Linked DNA regions of Homo sapiens: region 2 is linked to region 1. Evidence: read pairs that join two places in POLR2A ChIA-PET (ENCODE). Cell type or tissue: Caco-2. All regions are shown on one strand. Each heading gives the region's core, and the rest is flanking DNA. Links, peaks and the distances in the headings are about the cores only.

The links. ChIA-PET counts read pairs that join two places held together with the same protein. Peaks named below come from ENCODE experiments on the same cell type or tissue, not always from the same donor. Only the 100,000 strongest peaks of a DNase experiment are listed, where the experiment ranks them.
Region 2: POLR2A ChIA-PET joins it to region 1 with 6 read pairs; 13 of 35 experiments call an interaction of 5 or more read pairs at or near these places.

What each region holds. Positions count from the first base shown.
Region 1 is chr11:87,044,374-87,048,773 of GRCh38, forward strand. All of the region lies in intron 1 of TMEM135 (transmembrane protein 135), which reads left to right. Among named protein-coding and RNA genes, the nearest start is that of TMEM135, 8.6 kb to the left of the region's middle. In Caco-2, for the core only: no CTCF peak of the experiment used is centred there; no DNase peak of the experiment used is centred there.
Region 2 is chr11:86,988,189-86,992,588 of GRCh38, forward strand. The region is part of intron 2 of FZD4-DT (FZD4 divergent transcript); the gene reads left to right. Among named protein-coding and RNA genes, the nearest start is that of FZD4-DT, 35 kb to the left of the region's middle. In Caco-2, for the core only: no CTCF peak of the experiment used is centred there; a DNase peak (open chromatin) is centred at 2,513.

The DNA.
Region 1 (4,400 bases), core at 201-4,200:
GTTTTTGGTAATAGGCATTTGTTTTTGTTTTTGGCTTAAAAAAATAAAATAAGAAACCCTGAAGTCATTAAAGAATGTAAACTACTCAGAATATCTGTCTAGATTATCTGAGCTTTGGAGACCATGGAATTGTAAATGTGTGCATAATCCCTCTTTGATTTTTGCTTGAGACCTAACTTATGGGGGTGTAAATAAGGGGCTCACTTTATCTTTCTTTTCAATAACTAAATGATTTTTACATAATTTCTTATTATCTCTTTGGAGATATAAGTCATATGGTTTTATTTATTTATTTGAGACAGAGTCTTGCTCTGTCGCCCAGGCTGGAGTGCAGTGGCACAATCTCGGCTAACTGCAAGTTCCACCTCCTGGGGTCACGCCCTTCTCCTGCCTCAGCCTGCCGAGTAGCTGGGACTACAGGCCGCGCCACCACGCCCAGCTAATTTTTGTATTTTTAGTAGAGGTGGGTTTCACCGTATTGGCCAGGATGGTCTCCATCTCCTGACCTCGTGATCCACCCACCTCAGCCTCCCAAAGTGCTGGGATTACAGGCGTAAGCCACCACGCCCGGCCGTCATGTGGTCTTTTTTAAATGAACAATTGAATAATGGGTTTTCCTATTCATTAATGTGACGTTTTGAGTTTGTTGAAGGTGTTTTTATTTTTATTTTTTTGAGACGGAGTCTGGCTTTGTTGCCCAGGCTGGAGTGCGGTGGCGCGATCTAGGCTTACTGCAAGCTGCGCCTCCCGGGTTCATGCAATTCTCCTGCCTCAGCCTCTCGAGTAGCTTGGACTACAGGTGCCTGCCACCACGCCCAGCTAATTTTTTTGTATTTTTAGTAGAGACGGGGTTTCACTCTGTTAGCCAGGATGGTCTCGATCTCCTGACCTTGTGATCCGCCCGCCTCGGCCTCCCAAAGTGCTGGGATTACAGGCGTGAGCCACCGCACCCGGCTGAAGTTGTTTTTATATGTGAGTTCTTGTTATTCTTTGGCTGCTCTCTGTTGAGTACAAACTACAGCCTCTAGCATGTCGCTTCCAGTTGAGAGGTAAGGGCTTAGTATTGCAGTAAACACTTTCTCAACTCACTGTTTTCTGTAGCAGCTAACTCTGAGTAGAGCAGGCCAATTCTGATTTACCATTATTTGCCTCTTAGTTGTCATAGATGAGGGATAAAAATACATATTGGTAGAAAGAGACCCACCTGGAGGAATGAGGGAGTCAATTCTACACTAATAATCCCTCTGGTAACAGATTTTCCATCAGATTGCCTTCATATCCAACTAATTAGTTGATTTTATTGTGATAGAGATTAGTCTGAATAATCAGGCCTTTTATTCATTTTTTAGAAAACTATGCTTGAACTTTTGACTCTTAAAAACTTTCTTTTCATTATTTGCCAATAAATATTGATGAAATATATGGTGAAGGGGAGACTGATATTTGATGATTAGTTTAGTAATATCTGAACCTAGACTATTGGTATTGAAATATTTGTCCCCTATTTGTTTACCAAGTATTTATTGAGTCTGCTATTTGCAGGGTGCTGTTTGTGGCAGCTGTGTGCTATGTGGTATGGTGAAGAATAAAATGAATGAGACATACTTCTTACATTGAGTTTATAGTTTAGGAGGGGAGATTAGGCACATATACTCCTGTAATGCAAATTCATTGAGATAAATGCCATAAGGTACAGATAAAAATAAAAGTAAAGTAGTATATATAACTATTAGATTAACAGTGTAACTCAGGCCGGGCATGGTGGCTCATGCCTGTAATACCAGCATTTTGGGAGGCTGAGGCGGGAGGATCACTTGAGGTCAGGAGTTCGAGACCAGCCTGGTCAAATGCTGAAACCCCTCCCCTACTAAAAATACAAAAATTAGCCAGCGTGGTGGTGGGCATCTGTAATCCCAGCTACTTGGGAGACTGAGGCAGGAGAATCGCTTGCAGCGAGTGGAGATCTCAGCTCCCCAGCCTGGGAGACGGAGCGAGACTGTGTCTCAAAAAACAAACAAACAAACAAATAAACAAACAACAAAACAAACCCAGTAACTCAGTTTTAAAGATGTAAGTTCGAAGGATCAAATAAAGCTGTAAGATTTTAAGCCTTGCTTATTAGGATATGTAGAAGTTAGTGCTGTGGAAAAAATATTTTCAGTGAAACATACTGGCTTGCTTTGGGACATACTGAGTTTTAATTACCAGTGCGGTATGTAAGTGGAGAATGACCATGAGACATTGAGAAATGCAGGGGTAGAGAGAAACTGAGGCTAGAGATTTAGGTTTATATGTCCTAATCCTAGAGATGAAAGTTGAGCCCATGATTATGGGTTAGGTCGACGAGGGAGAGAGTTTAGAAAGAGAAGACAACCTAGGGAATGCTTATATTTGGAGCAGAGGAAAAGAAAGAAGCAGACAGAGCTGTATGAAGAGATTGAGGTGGTAGTGTTACTGAGTCTTGAAGTAAAGGAGTTTTGAGAGGTATTGTAAGAGATGGGAAGAGCATGGACTTGAATCTCAGTCCTGCCACTTACTGGCATTGTGACCTTGAGCAAGGTTCTTAACATTTGTGAACCTCAGTGTCCTCATCTATAAAATGAGGATAAAATACCTATCTATTATCCTTTAAAAATGCAAGTCAGCTTTTGTTATTCCTCTGCCCATAACTCTCCAGGGACTTTCCAATGCAATACAATGTGAAATCCTCACCATGGCCTTCAGAGCCTTATGTGGTCTATCTGTTGCTTGTTTAATTACATTTCATGCGATTTTCCCCTTTGCTTTTCCACCTCGATCTAGATGTAATCACACAATTTATTTAATATTTTGAATCTATGTTTTATGTAATTTACAACAGAGAGCTCTTGATTTTCTGGGGAATATCTTAAATTGTACAACAGCCAGATTGTTAAAAAAAAAGTGTATTTTGGGAGGAGCCAAGATGGCCGAATAGGAACAGCTCCGGTCTACAGCTCCCAGCGTGAGCGACGCAGAAGACGGGTGATTTCTGCATTTCCATCTGAGGTACCGGGTTCATCTCACTAGGGAGTGCCAGACAGTGGGCGCAGGCCAGTGTGTGCGCGCACCGTGCGCGAGCCGAAGCAGGGCGAGGCACTGCCTCACCTGGGAAGCGCAAGGGGTCAGGGAGTTCCCTTTCCGAGTCAAAGAAAGGGGTGATGGACGCACCTGGAAAATCGGGTCACTCCCACCGAATATTGCGCTTTTCAGACCGGCTTAAAAAACGGCGCACCACGAGACTATATCCCACACCTGGCTCAGAGGGTCCTACACCCACGGAATCTCGCTGATTGCTAGCACAGCAGTCTGAGATCAAACTGCAAGGCGGCAACGAGGCTGGGGGAGGGGCGCCCGCCATTGCCCAGGCTTGCTTAGGTAAACAAAGCAGCCGGGAAGCTCCAACTGGGTGGAGCCCACCACAGCTCAAGGAGGCCTGCCTGCCTCTGTAGGCTCCACCTCTGGGGGCAGGGCACAGTCAAACAAAAAGACAGCAGTAACCTCTGCAGACTTAAGTGTCCCTGTCTGACAGCTTTGAAGAGAGCAGTGGTTCTCCCAGCACGCAGCTGGAGATCTGAGAATGGGCAGACTGCCTCCTCAAGTGGGTCCCTGACCCCTGACCCCTGAGCAGCCTAACTGGGAGGCACCCCCCAGCAGGGGCACACTGACACCTCACACGGCAGGGTATTCCAACAGACCTGCAGCTGAGGGTCCTGTCTGTTAGAAGGAAAACTAACAACCAGAAAGGACATCTACACCGAAAACCTATCTGTACATCACCATCATCAAAGACCAAAAGTAGATAAAACCACAAAGATGGGGAAAAAACAGAACAGAAAAACTGGAAACTCTAAAATGCAGAGCGCCTCTCCTCCTCCAAAGGAACGCAGTTCCTCACCAGCAACGGAACAAAGCTGGATGGAGAATGATTTTGACGAGCTGAGAGAAGAAGGCTTCAGACGATCAAATTACTCTGAGCTACGGGAGGACATTCAAACCAAAGGCAAAGAAGTTGAAAACTTTGAAAAAAATTTAGAAGAATGTATAACTAGAATAACCAATACAGAGAAGTGCTTAAAGGAGCTGATGGAGCTGAAAACCAAGGCTCGAGAACTACGTGAAGAATGCAGAAGCCTCAGGAGCCGATGCGATCAACTGGAAGAAAGGGTATCAGCAATGGAAGATGAAATGAATGAAATGAAGCGAGAAGGGAAGTTTAGAGAAAAAAGAATAAAAAGAAATGAGCAAAGCCTCCAAGAAATATGGGACTATGTGAAAAGACCAAATCTACATCTGATTGGTGTACCTGAAAGTGATGTGGAGAATGGAACCAAGTTGGAAAACACTCTGCAGGATATTATCCAGGAGAACTTCCCCAATCT
Region 2 (4,400 bases), core at 242-4,241, 56 kb before region 1:
CCCATTACATCTTTTTGGAGGCAGTTCTATTTTTCTGTTTAATGAGGCCCTGAAAATATAAATGAAAAGTGTAATATATAAAAATCAAGCAATAACTTCACATGTTATGTGAGGAATTTTATCCCCAAGAGCTAAAAATAATATAAATTCCCTATTATATATTATAAATATTTTAATCTTGAATTAAAAATAGAAACCCGAGTCTTATACAATATATATGTGATTATTAAAAATGTTCAAAAGACAAACATTGAATACAGACAATAAAATTACTGACCTAAAGTAATTTCTTACCTCAAATTCTGGCTGTTAGCCAACTTATGTGACATTTTGTTGACATAAGACATTGATTTAGTGTTAGGAAGGAGGACTTTCTGATGGTGATGTTTCACTGGCTTGGGCAAGGTATTTTGCAGGGAAATGAGTGGACTGATCAATAAATTATGATGCTAACTGAAATGGCTTATCAGCCTTTACCAAATTTCTTTCTTGGATCGAGGTGATGAAATGATTATGCAAGTCAATCTTGCTTTTCCCACCCTCCAAAGCCCTTAAATTAACATAAATGAAAATTTTAAAAAGATTTAGGGTTGACAGACTTAGCAAAAATTAAAACAATACTGGACACGCTCAGTTAAATTCGAATTCAGATAGACAACAGACAATTGTTTAGTATAAGTATGTCCCAAATGCACTATTTTGGACATGCTATATTTTATCTGGCAACCATAAAAACAATAAATTCATAACACTGTACCATCAGTGGATCATAATTATGTAGAATTTTGGGATTGGATTAGATTGAGTTTGTCCTGCAATTCTACTTTTAGGAATTTACGAAATGAAAAGATAATATTCATAAAAACATCTGTGTAAGAATGTTCACAGAAGCGTTACTTATAATAGTCAAAAATCTAGAAACAACCAAATGTTTATCAGCATTATTCTGGATAAACAATTTGCCTTTTTAACAAGTTCCGAGGTGCTGCTGATGCTGCTAGTTCAGGCACTATACTTAGAGAGCTACTGTTCTAGAGAGATCGATAGCTCAGAGTCAGGGTGACTACAAGTCAAAAGCAGAAGGGGGTCCTGAGACAAGTGTCAGGATAATTAATTACAGACCTGCATCCGGGAGCAGCAAAGCCAGTCATGTCCCGGATCCCCCATTACCACCACCACTGAGTAGCCAGCAGCCGCAGCAGCCCTGGACCCTGGGTTAAAACCCCAAGAGACTACCCCTCCAAATAATGTAAACTTCCTATTTGGAGGGATAATGTTGTATGGGGATAGAGAGCTGAGAAAGACAAATAGACACTTCCAAAATAGACCCAGGAGAAATAAAAACTATGTTATCTTTGCTTAGGAAAAAAATGTATTGAAGTCTTCCCATGCCAAAGTAAAACCCTACTTATTCTAGTAATGAGGTAGGGAAGGCAAAGGGTCTTCAGCCTGCTTGTCTGCCCCATGCCCATGCTCCCTAAAGTGACATCTTTTGATCAAGCCCCATCCACTTACACACAGCCACAGCCACACTTTCTTTTAGGGGAGAGACCTGTTGGGAAAAACAAGTCTGAGTAGCTGCAGAGGAAGCCCATGCCAGATACCTAAAATCCAAACAGACAACTAGCGATCACCAGACAGACATCAAGATTAAGAAGGAGAAAGGACAAACTGACCAGAGGAAGCAGAGATGTCTCAGAGAGCAGTGAACTTGCAAGAAATACTAATTTGTGTACTAGGAGATATTTGAGAGGCTATCATGTTCATAAAAATAGGAACAATCATAGCCTAAGACTGCCAAAGAAATGTAATAGAAACTAAACATGACTGAGGACAGTTTCTCTCCTGTTTTCTTTATAAATAATCATGGCAAGATGCAATAAAATATGGACAAAAACTGCTGAACAGAAAAAGATGTGGCCCTGCCAAAGTAGGGCTGTGGGCTGGCAGGTGGTGCAGCCATGGGATACCTCAAATTGCTCATTAAACTGCAAGTGTATGAAATTCCAGATTTGGTGTTGGAAAGGCATTTTAGGGGTGGCATGTGTAATGTGTGAAAATCGGGCTGTATAAAAGTTGACTGTGTGAAAGTTAAGAACCATCTGTGTCCACATTCCACTTGGCTTTCCCCAGAGCTTAGTAATATAAGTCTGTCAGCTTAGACTCAGGGTCACCATTACAATAACTCTATCTATATACCATTTCACTACTTATAGTTTACAGAACACTTTTACTAATTATTGTATTTAATCCTTATCTTGGAAGGTAGCTAATATATCCTTATTCTACCCTTGAGGGAATAGAGGCAGCCAGCGGTTTTTATCTAAAACCTTCCAGGAAATATAGAGACTGGTCAGAAAGGCACTTTTGCAGACTGCTTCCCAAAGAATGATCTGCAAATTGTTGATTCCATAAGACAATAGTTCTCAAACTTCAATGTGTGTCAGAATTGCTTCATAGCTTGTACACACACACACACACACACACACACACATTTCTGTCTCTCCTCCCTCCCCGGTTTCTGGATTCAGTAGGAGCCTGAGAATTTGCATTTTAACAAATTCCTAAGTGATGATGCTGCTGCTCCTGCTGATCTAGGATCAACATTTCATGAACCACCATCATAAGGTGCTCTCTGAAAAAAGAATTCCGTGGTTAAATTGAGGCATATTTGTCGTGTAATAGCATTAGCTCTGAAAGGGAAAGAGTAGGAAAAATGGAAATAGTTATACTAGAATAATAGGATTATGAATGATTTTTACTTGAAAAATCTCTTTACATACCATGAGTTTATCTTTTAAACTAAAATGGAGAGGGAGGATATAATATACTGAAAAATGACTAAAATAAAAGATAATGCACAAAACTTAACAAAAAGTTCTTACTGATCTGGGAAAATGTTTATGATGTACAATATGATCTAACCATAGATATTAAAATAAATCTGTCTTTTTCCATGAAAGAGAGAGAGAGAACGAAAAACTAGAAGGAACTGCTCCAAAATGTGTGCAGTGATTATCTTTGGACTTTTGGGGTTATGCATAGTTTTTAGTTTCTAGGAAAATACACCTGTATTTTTTTCTAAAAAGACGCTTAGAGTCTGTAGGAATTCCAGTTTTTAAGAGGAAAAGAAAGTTTCTGCTTTTTAAAGCCCACCTTTAAAATTCCACCCCCTTTGTTTAAGCAATCTCTCAAATAGAATTATACTTCTTGTAACATAATTTGTATAAAAGGCAATTTGTGGTGATTTACTAGTGCAAAAAAGGATTATACCATTAAATCAACTAGTGTCAAATTACCACATTTCATCACATATAGACTATAATTAAGGCAAGTCTAAACTAGACTAATCTTTTTTTTCCTGCTTCCCACAATAATCTAGTTTTGTCTACTTCTCTACTACTTTTTTTTTTTTTTTTTTCGAGACCGAGTCACAGCTTGTTGTCCAGGCGGAGTGCACGATCTTGGCTCACTGCAGCCTCCACCTCCCAGATTCAAGTGATTCTCCTGCCTCAGCCTCCCAAATAGCTGGGATTACAGGTGTGTGCCGTCATGCCCAGCTAATTTTTGTATTTTTAGTAGAGACAGGGTTTCACCACGTTGGCCAGGCTGGTCTCAAACTCCTGACCTCAAGTGATTGACCCGCTTGGGCCTCCCAAGGTTCAGGGATTACAGGTGTAAGTCATTGCACCCAGCCTTCCCTACTACTTTTATGATTTTGCCCAACTGTGTTTGAAAACTGCCTCAAAGTTACAGGCCAATCTCTGATATTTATACATAACAATGAATGTTTTGTGTATTTCAAAAAAAGAAAGTAAGTAAATCTGTATATGTTGTGGTTTGTTGATTGTAACAACTGCATGCTAGAATGGGTTTCCATGGCACAGGTTCATACTGTACAAGTTTCAATGTAAAGAAAATATTCTCCTTAGAGAACTAATGAATCAATAATTCAAACATTAGGTTAATTTTTAAAACATTTTCCAGACACACAATATAATTTTTTTGCAATAGGTAGCTTAAATCAGACTGAGGCTGATTAAAATGGCCCCAAACTGTTATTTCTATAATATGTTCATGAAAATACCCCTTCAAAAATTCAGTTAAGGCCAGGCATGGTGGCTCACGCCTGTAATCCCAACACTTTGGGAGGCCAAGGTGGGCGGATCACTTGAGGTCAAGAGTTTGAGACCAGCCTGGCTAACATGGTGAAACCCTATCTCTACTACAGATACAAAAATTAGCCAGGTGTGGTGGCATGTGCCTGTAATCCCAGTTCCTTGGGAGGCTGAGGCAGGAGAATTGCTTGAGCCTGGGAGGTAGAGGTTGCAGTGAGCTGAGATCACGCCACTGTACTCCAGCCTGGGCAACACAGCAAGACTCCATCTCGAAAAAAAAAA